Linked DNA regions of Homo sapiens: region 1 is linked to region 2. Evidence: chromatin loops called from intact Hi-C (ENCODE). Cell type or tissue: GM12878. All regions are shown on one strand.

Evidence for each region. A loop is a pair of places that touch in the nucleus more often than their neighbours do. Peaks named below come from ENCODE experiments on the same cell type or tissue, not always from the same donor. Only the 100,000 strongest peaks of a DNase experiment are listed, where the experiment ranks them.
Region 1: a loop joins it to region 2, with 3 times the contacts of the local background. A loop is called at or near these places in 1 of 110 quality-filtered maps.

The regions. Positions count from the first base shown.
Region 1 is chr2:134,200,008-134,204,007 of GRCh38, reverse strand. It overlaps a transcript of MGAT5 not described here. Among named protein-coding and RNA genes, the nearest start is that of MGAT5, 52 kb to the left of the region's middle. RefSeq lists an enhancer at 378-879. In GM12878, no CTCF peak of the experiment used is centred here; no DNase peak of the experiment used is centred here.
Region 2 is chr2:134,019,562-134,023,561 of GRCh38, reverse strand. The region is part of intron 3 of LOC105373628 (a long non-coding RNA gene); the gene reads left to right. Among named protein-coding and RNA genes, the nearest start is that of MIR3679, 110 kb to the left of the region's middle. RefSeq lists an enhancer at 2,536-2,635. In GM12878, no CTCF peak of the experiment used is centred here; DNase peaks (open chromatin) are centred at 1,551 and 2,721; H3K27ac peaks cover 443 bases.

The DNA of each region.
Region 1 (4,000 bases), 180 kb before region 2:
TTGCCCATGTATGATAACTCCTAGCTTGTGCCAGGTAGTAAGTACTCAGAGGGAATTACTCCCATCAGATCAAATCCCCACAACATACCTGCAAAGTAGCTACCATCACATTTTTCAGGTGAAGAAATGAATGTCCAGAGAGGTGTGAGGCCAACTTAAACAAGTGCCTAAAGGCCCACCAAACTTTTAGGGGCCCATGAGAATTTTCTTTCTTTTAAAGTCAGAAGGAAAAAATGAATACAATTCATCCTGGACACAGTCATGAAAATATAATTTTTTATTTTAAATGGAGGAAGAGGTCTACTAAACCCAGTCTTGGGCCCCCAAGAGTCACAACGTGGCTCTGGTGGAGTGACTTGCTCAAGGTCACAAGCACCAAGGAGTTGTGTATGGAGACCCGATCAGCCCCGTCCTCTCTTCCATTCAGCCTCCGCACACCCTCATGCCCTAGAAAACCCTAGGGAGTGCTAGGATTTCAGAATGTCCCATCACCTGAGCTTTTGGGGAAAAAAAACATTTAATGTAAAAATCAATGGCACTAGAAATGTTCCTTACCAAGCCTCACCAAAAATCTGATTAGTCATCCTGTGACTGATCCTTAGCTTAAGTGAAAAACCACTTATCCTTGGACCCACTAACTGCACTGGGATAACCTGGGGTGCTCATTAAAAATGCAGATTCCAAAGCCCTACCTCACACTTGCTGAATCTCAAGGATGGGACTAAAATCTGCATTGTAAATGAGCACCCAGGGGTTTCTGACCTTCTGTGCACACTAAGACCCCACTGGTCAGGAAAACCTATGGGGATAACCTAATTTTTGCATAGTTTTAACACATTTAAAATTGTCCCAGAATACAACTACCATGTATAATGAGCTAAGAACATACTTTCTGTTCTGAACTTTACAAGTTATTAACCATAAAAAAAGTTATATTATTGATGATAGAGCCACTCCTGTAATATGAGTCACCAAATAAATCCTGTATTTGGAGATGTTGCATTTATAGGTGATTTTGCCAACAGGTACAAAGATCTGGCTATTTCATTTTGTCTTAGGACAGGTGGGCCCACGCATTTACATGATGAAATGCCTGTTTGACTCCGCATGACTTTCCTTTTTTTTTCCTTTTACATTACAGTTAGGAAATTGCATTGATTTTTTGGGGGAGAATTGTGTTTGTTGTTGGGTTACATTATCTGTGACTTGCATTCTGCACGGTAAAGATAGCATTAGAAAATAGTGGTTAAAAGGAGACAATTGGCCGTATAGGATTAAAGAATGTCTTTAAAAAGATCCTGGCTAAAACATGCTCTGAAGACACTGCTTATCTCACAAGTCCCTAAGGACATTCCTACCCCACCCATCCCCACAAAGTGAGCTGGGCTGTAGAGGCTGGCAGCCAGAGGCTGATGCCTGGGGCAACACTTCTGAATGCTAAACCCTGGGCCAGTGCCTCAGTCTGTTCAGCCTAGTAAAACGAAACACTTTAGACTGCGCAATTTGTGAACAACAGAAATTTACTGCTCATAGCTCTGGAGGCTGGAACATCCAAGATCAAGGCGCCAACAAATTTGGCATCTGGTAAGGGCCTACTGTCTGCTTCATAGATGCCATTTCTAGCTGTGTACTCAAATGGCAGAAGGAGCAAACAAAATCCCTGCAGCTTCTTTTATAAGGGCATGAACCCCATTCACAAGGGCTCCTCCCTCTGATTTAATCAGAGGCCTGAAAGGCCCCACACCTCTTAACACTATCAGGTTGGGGATTAGATTTCAACATATGAATTTTGGAGGGACACAAACATTCAGACCATAGCAGTCGGCAAAAGACAGAGAAGCTGAACAAGAAAATGAAGTTTTGAATAGTGGCTGCTGGGTCAGGTGGCAGAGGATGGAAGAAGAGAGGATGTCATAGATAGATATGAGTTACTGATAAGTCCAAGTTCTTGGGGTGGGTGGTTTCAAGGGTATTCAATAATAATATAATGAAAATAGTTGCATCTCTTCATTAGTATCAACCAGCCAATTATCAGAGAAGGGAAAATAATTTAGTGACCATACCAAACCCTGGCATCTTTGTAGCAAACTACATATTAGCATGGAGCCTTTCAAGCCAGAGTGCTAATCAGCAGCTTTTGGAGGGATAGTCACTCCTCTCAATTAAAAAAAAAAAAAAAAAAAAAAAAAAAGCAGCGCTTGGCCCAGAGAGCTGGCCTTCTGAGCAGCATGTCAGAGCTGATAAAGATGCTGGCGCCTGGCGGCCACCAAGGCCACCCTGGACAACCATTCTGCCTTCTCATTAGCATTGTGCCACTGTTACCTCACTTGACAATAACAACTGCCGTGGAGGATCTGACAAGCACAGGTCGCCCCGAAGGTGAAAGGAGAAAAGGATCTGAAGACAAATCATAAAAATTGTTTCACCCTGTCTGGAACCATCACAAGCTGACCCGGTGCTGTGGAAGATGCTGACTTCTTTTCTGAGACTGCTGAAGGGGAATCTAATTACTCACTCCCCACACCCCCATTATCCCATCTTCCCTCCCATCTACTGGTTCCCTAATGTCAAACAGTATGAAAAGAAAAAGGCTTTTTAAATAGAAAAGATACAGAAAAATAATTTATTATGGCCAAAGCATAAGAGGATTACAATATCCCAACCCCATACTCCAGTCCACCAGCTCAAAGAGAACAAAAGATAGTTCTTCCTGCTCCTACCAACCCCTGGACCTACTTTTGCCTTATTTAACACTCGACTATAGCTATTGGTTCACAGCCCAACCTGTCTCAACTAAACCAAAGCGGCCCTCCAGAGGGCAAAGACCACAGCCTCTCCAGATTATATTTTTAGGAAATAGCCCCCGAAGTAAGATCAAGCACAGAGGGCATCCTTAATAAAGGTATTTGAATGATTAAACACAAGACAAGCAGGGAGTAGTGGCACACACCTGTAGTCCCAGCTACTCAGGAGGCTGAGGCAGGAAGATGGCTTGAGCCCAGGAGTTCAAGGCTGCAGTGAGCTATGATCGTGTCACATAGCAATCAGGAGACAGAGCAAGACCAAGCAATCCTCCTGCCTCAGCCTTCTGAATAGCTGGGACTACAGGTGCATACCACAACACTGGGCTAATTTTTTTTATTTTTATTTTTGTAGAGACGGAGTGTCACCATGTTGCCCAGGGTGGTCTTGAATGCCTGTCCTCAAGTGATCCTTCCATCTTGGCCTCCCAAGACGCTAGGATCACAGACTTGAGCCACCATGCCCAGCAAATCCTGTTTATTTCGTTTACCAGAACATAGGCTCCACAGAAGCAGAGAACTCATCTGTTTTGCTCACTCCATACTTCGTGATTAAAACAGAGTTTAGGGCACACTAAGTGCTCAACTATTCCTTGAATGAGTGAATAAATGGAGAAAGGCTAATGCTAATAGAGGTTATATAGAAAGACACTCAGTCTACACCAAATAGGGTTTCTCTGATTACATTTAGGGAGTGAAGGACAAAGAGGCTCAACAGAGAAAAGAAGAAAAAGAGACTTGTAACACCATTAATTGGCAACAACTGCCATCAGCCAGGAAGAACAGCTGTGCTCCTGTGAAGGCAGCATCACTGCAGACATGAGAGAAATTTCCAGAAGAATCTACAAAGGAAGGAAGATGTCAGGGGACTTGCAGACATCCCTGTCTGAAGTATTCAGGCTAGAGACTATATTCCCTTGGCAGAAAATCTGTTTAAACCCCTCAAGCGTGACCACTATGGTGTCCTTACCAAGGTCAGTCAGTCAGATATTTCTGGAATACTTCCCAAAAGCTGTGACTTTCTCAGCCTTGGCGGGGCAGGGGGGGAATGGGGGGATTGGGGGGCGGGGTAGGGAGGCAGGGACACCAGCTAAAATAGTCCTCATTGCCAAATAAAAGACTTACTATCTGCACGTAATTAATTCCTCATTTCAACATGACATCCTTTACCTGAGACAGAGAAAAATTCTCAGGTGTTT
Region 2 (4,000 bases):
GGCAGTCCTTCCCCAGCACTGTGACAACCAGAAATATCTCCAGACATTGCCAAATACCCACTTTTGGCCCTGGTTGAGAAACGCTGGTCTAGAGCATGTAGAGCAGCATCTGGCACATGTTGAATGCTCAATATGTGTTTGCTTTTAGAATTTTCAGGCTTATGCCTGTAATCTCAGCACTTTGGGAGGCCGAGGCAGGCAGATCACCTAGGTCAGGAGTTCAAGACCAGCCTGGCCAACATGTTGAAACCCCATCTCTACTAAAAATACAAAAAAATTAGCCAGGCATGGTGGTGCACACCTATAGTCCCAGCTACTCAGGAGGTTGAAGCAGGAGAATCACTTGAACCTGGGAGGCAGAGGTTGCAGTGAGCCGAGATCATGCCACTGCACTCCAGCCTGGATGACAGAGCAAGACTCTGTCTCAAGAAAAAAAAAATCATTAAGGAAAGGTACACAGGAAAAAGCAGAGATCCCTGGTATTGACACTGACTAGCTGTGGAACCTAATCTTGAGAATATTAATGAATTTGTGTGAACCTTGGTTTCTCCTTCTCTAAAAAATGTTGATCATTGTATATACCTTACTTAGTGGATATTACATAAAATAATGGATTAAGTATTACTTTAGTTCCACGTGAGGATATCTAAAACAATGATGGTACTGTATCTTTAAGGCAGGGGTCAGCAAACATACCCCCATGGGCTAAATCTAGCTGCCATCTGTTTTTGTACAGCACATAAGCTAAAATGGCTTTTAGACTTTTTTTAATTGAGTCTCGCTCTGTCGCCCAGGATGGAGTGCAGTGGTGCAACCTTGGCTCAGGGCAGCCTCTGCCTCCTGAGTTCAAGCGATTCTCCCACCTCAGCCTACCAAGTAGCTGGGATTACAGGCGTCTGCCACCACACCTGGCTAATTTTTATATTTTTAATAGAGATGAAGTTTCACCATGTTGGCCAGGCTGGTCTCAAACTCCTGACCTCAGGTGATCCGCCCGCCTTGGCCTCCCAAAGTGCTGGGATTACAGGCCTGACCCACCACACCTGGCCAGCTTTTACATTTTTTAAAAAAATCAACAGAAGAGTAACATTTCCTGACATGTCAAAACTATATGAAATTCACATCAGTATTGTTGGAACATAGCCCCACTTATTTTACACCTGCTTTCTTGCCACAAGGGCAGAGTTGAGCAGCTGTGAAAGAGACAGCACGGCCCACAAAGCCTGACATATTTACTGTCTGATCCTTTGCAGAAAAGTTGTCTGACCCTTCCTTTAAGGTCTTAACAAGACTGGCGAGTTGGACCACTTACTTTTGGATATTATGTGCTTCCCCCTTCCATTTGATGCTTGATTTTAGTGAATGACGGAGTTTACCCGAACACCTGAACAGCTGGTATGGCTTTCTTTATCAATTTGGTGTAGTCTGCAGGATCTGTGTCCATGTGGCCCTCGAGGCCAGTGAAGAGGACTGGCATCATAAGGACTAGGGGCACACAGTGAAGCCTCCTGCCATCTAACTTTCAGTTCCTCTTCTGAACTCCTCTTTGCTGTCTGGGGCTGACTCAGTTGTCTCTGGACCTGAACAGTTTCAGTTTGAAAGGCTTTGTCATTTCAATTCTAGGTCATAAATGAAGCCTGCCCTTTGTCTGTCTATTCTCTGTGTCACCTATTTCCACTTACAATATCTTTTCTTTTTTCTTTTCTTTTCTTTTCTTTTTTTTTTGAGACAGAATCTCACTCTATTGCCCAGGATGGAGTGCAGTGTCATGATCTTAGATCACTGCAACCTCCGCATCCTGGATTCAAGGGATTTCTGTGCCTCAGCCTTTCAGGTAGCTGGGATTACAGGTGTACACCACCATGTGGGGCTAATTTTTGTATTTTTAGTAGAGACGAGGTTTCACCATGTTGGCCAGGCTGGTCTTGAACTCATGACCTCAAGTAATCTGCCCACCTCGGCCTCCCAAAGTGTTGAGATTACAGGCGTGAGCCACCGCACCTGGCTACAATATCTTTTCTATAAGACTTTATAAAACATTTGAGCGTCCTGTTTTCATCCCTGGCCTGAATCTGTTGACCATGGGGGCACTTCCTGGTCCAAGGATTTAATAGGGCTTTCCAGCATTGTTTAGTTTTTGCTAATCCATTAGATTGCCTGGTTAGAAAGTTTGTTAAAATATGGAACAAGTACAACCAGGAGGACTCACAATTACGCCTTCTTTTTGATGGGCCATAATGTAGGGAAACCTGAAGAAGATTTATCTTGAGCAGATGGAGGTAAGGTGGAAGTGGGAGGAGAAACTTATATGAGAGACAAAATGCTCAAGTGCTTCCCACACAAATACCCTAGAAAGTCTGCAAATTTGAGTCAACATTGAAGAAGAAGCCTTCTAAGGGGCCTGAAAAAGCCTTTCAGCAGGTTCACTCCCCGTATGCCCACCGGAGTATGCTTCTGCACAGTTTCCTGGCCTCAAGCCATCCCTGAACATTTCACGAAGAACATCTCTTCTTGACCTGTGTGTGTTTTGAATTGAGATTTACTTTGCACATTAATTGCAGCAATGGACTGCAAGTTGAACATGGTATAGACTGATCAGGTCTTCCTACCTGGACCATCTTGAGTGGAAAACTAACAATGACTAAGCCACAAGGACTATCCAGATTTGCCTCTTGCAGAAGTCCTATCTGTCTGTGGGTAGCTGCCCTAATGAGAATTAGCTTAGAGCACTTCCTGCTAAAACCAAAGTCACATTTCCTATGTGGTCACTTTGATGTCTTAATACTTATGTTTACAATAAGCATAAAAGGCACGAAGCCCTTCGTGAATAAACCTCCTTAAACAGGGTGTCTTAGTTCTAGCCCAGAGTCCATGTACCTCTAGATACGTGGTAAAGCAGTCAGGACATTTAACTCTGATGGCAGACTGGTAGCCTACTGTTTGGCTGAGAACTTATGCCACCTTAATGGGTATGCCAGCTTTGTTCATTCTATAATTCCTAATTCTAATATCATCGTCTCCAGGATTCCAACTCAGGTCTCTGTTGTTTATCTGGCCAATACATTATTTTTCCTCACCAGTACATTCCCATTCATAATTCCTCTTACCTTTTCCACCATGACCAATAGCCCACATCAATTACATGGATGAGCTTAGTCAGGGAATTGCTTGAGTTGTTGCAGCTGCTAAAGCTGCTTCTCTCAAGGACCATCTATTTCCTCTTGCCACTTGCCAACCATAAAACAACCATATAACTAAAAGAATGAGGCCCCTGATTAGAAAGAGGCCATCAGGAAAACAGCATGTTGCTTCCTTCACCCTGTTTACAACTTGTTTATGCCCATATAGGCATCCTATGATTCCTAAGTCCCCTCTACCAGTCAATACATCAGTTGGAGGAGACACCTGGGAAAGTGGAGAAGTGGAACAAATCAGAACTGCCTGTGCGTGCCTGGATTTTCCATTACTGCAGCTTGTTATCACATAGAGTTCTCTGCTTGTAATGCAGAGAAGCTGGTGTCAGAAGCCCTTCACCCACTGGCAAATTGAACGCATTGACCTTCTCTTATCAAGTGGTAACCCCATGTCCTATTTGTAATGTGATTATTTTTTGGAAAGTCCAAGACTTTTCCCTCTATCAGTTGTTTCAAACTTTAATGCACATCAGGATCACTTGGAGGACTTTTGTTAAAGCACAGATTTCTCAGCCCCACTTCCAGTTTTTCATGCAGCAAGTCTGGGGCTGAAGAATTTGCATTTCTAGAAAGTGCCCAGGTGATGCTAATATTATTGATCTGGAGACTACATTTTGAGAACCATTGTTCTACAAGAAAGCAGACAGGATTACTTTGCCAAAACATTGGTCCAAACATATATTCCTCAACACAGACTCAGATTAAATCTCAAATGCTACGGGACAAGTTTTACCATTTTTTATATAATAGCTTAAACATTAAATCCGACCGTAGAACCCATAAGCTTGAAAGCTTTTGCAAGGTAG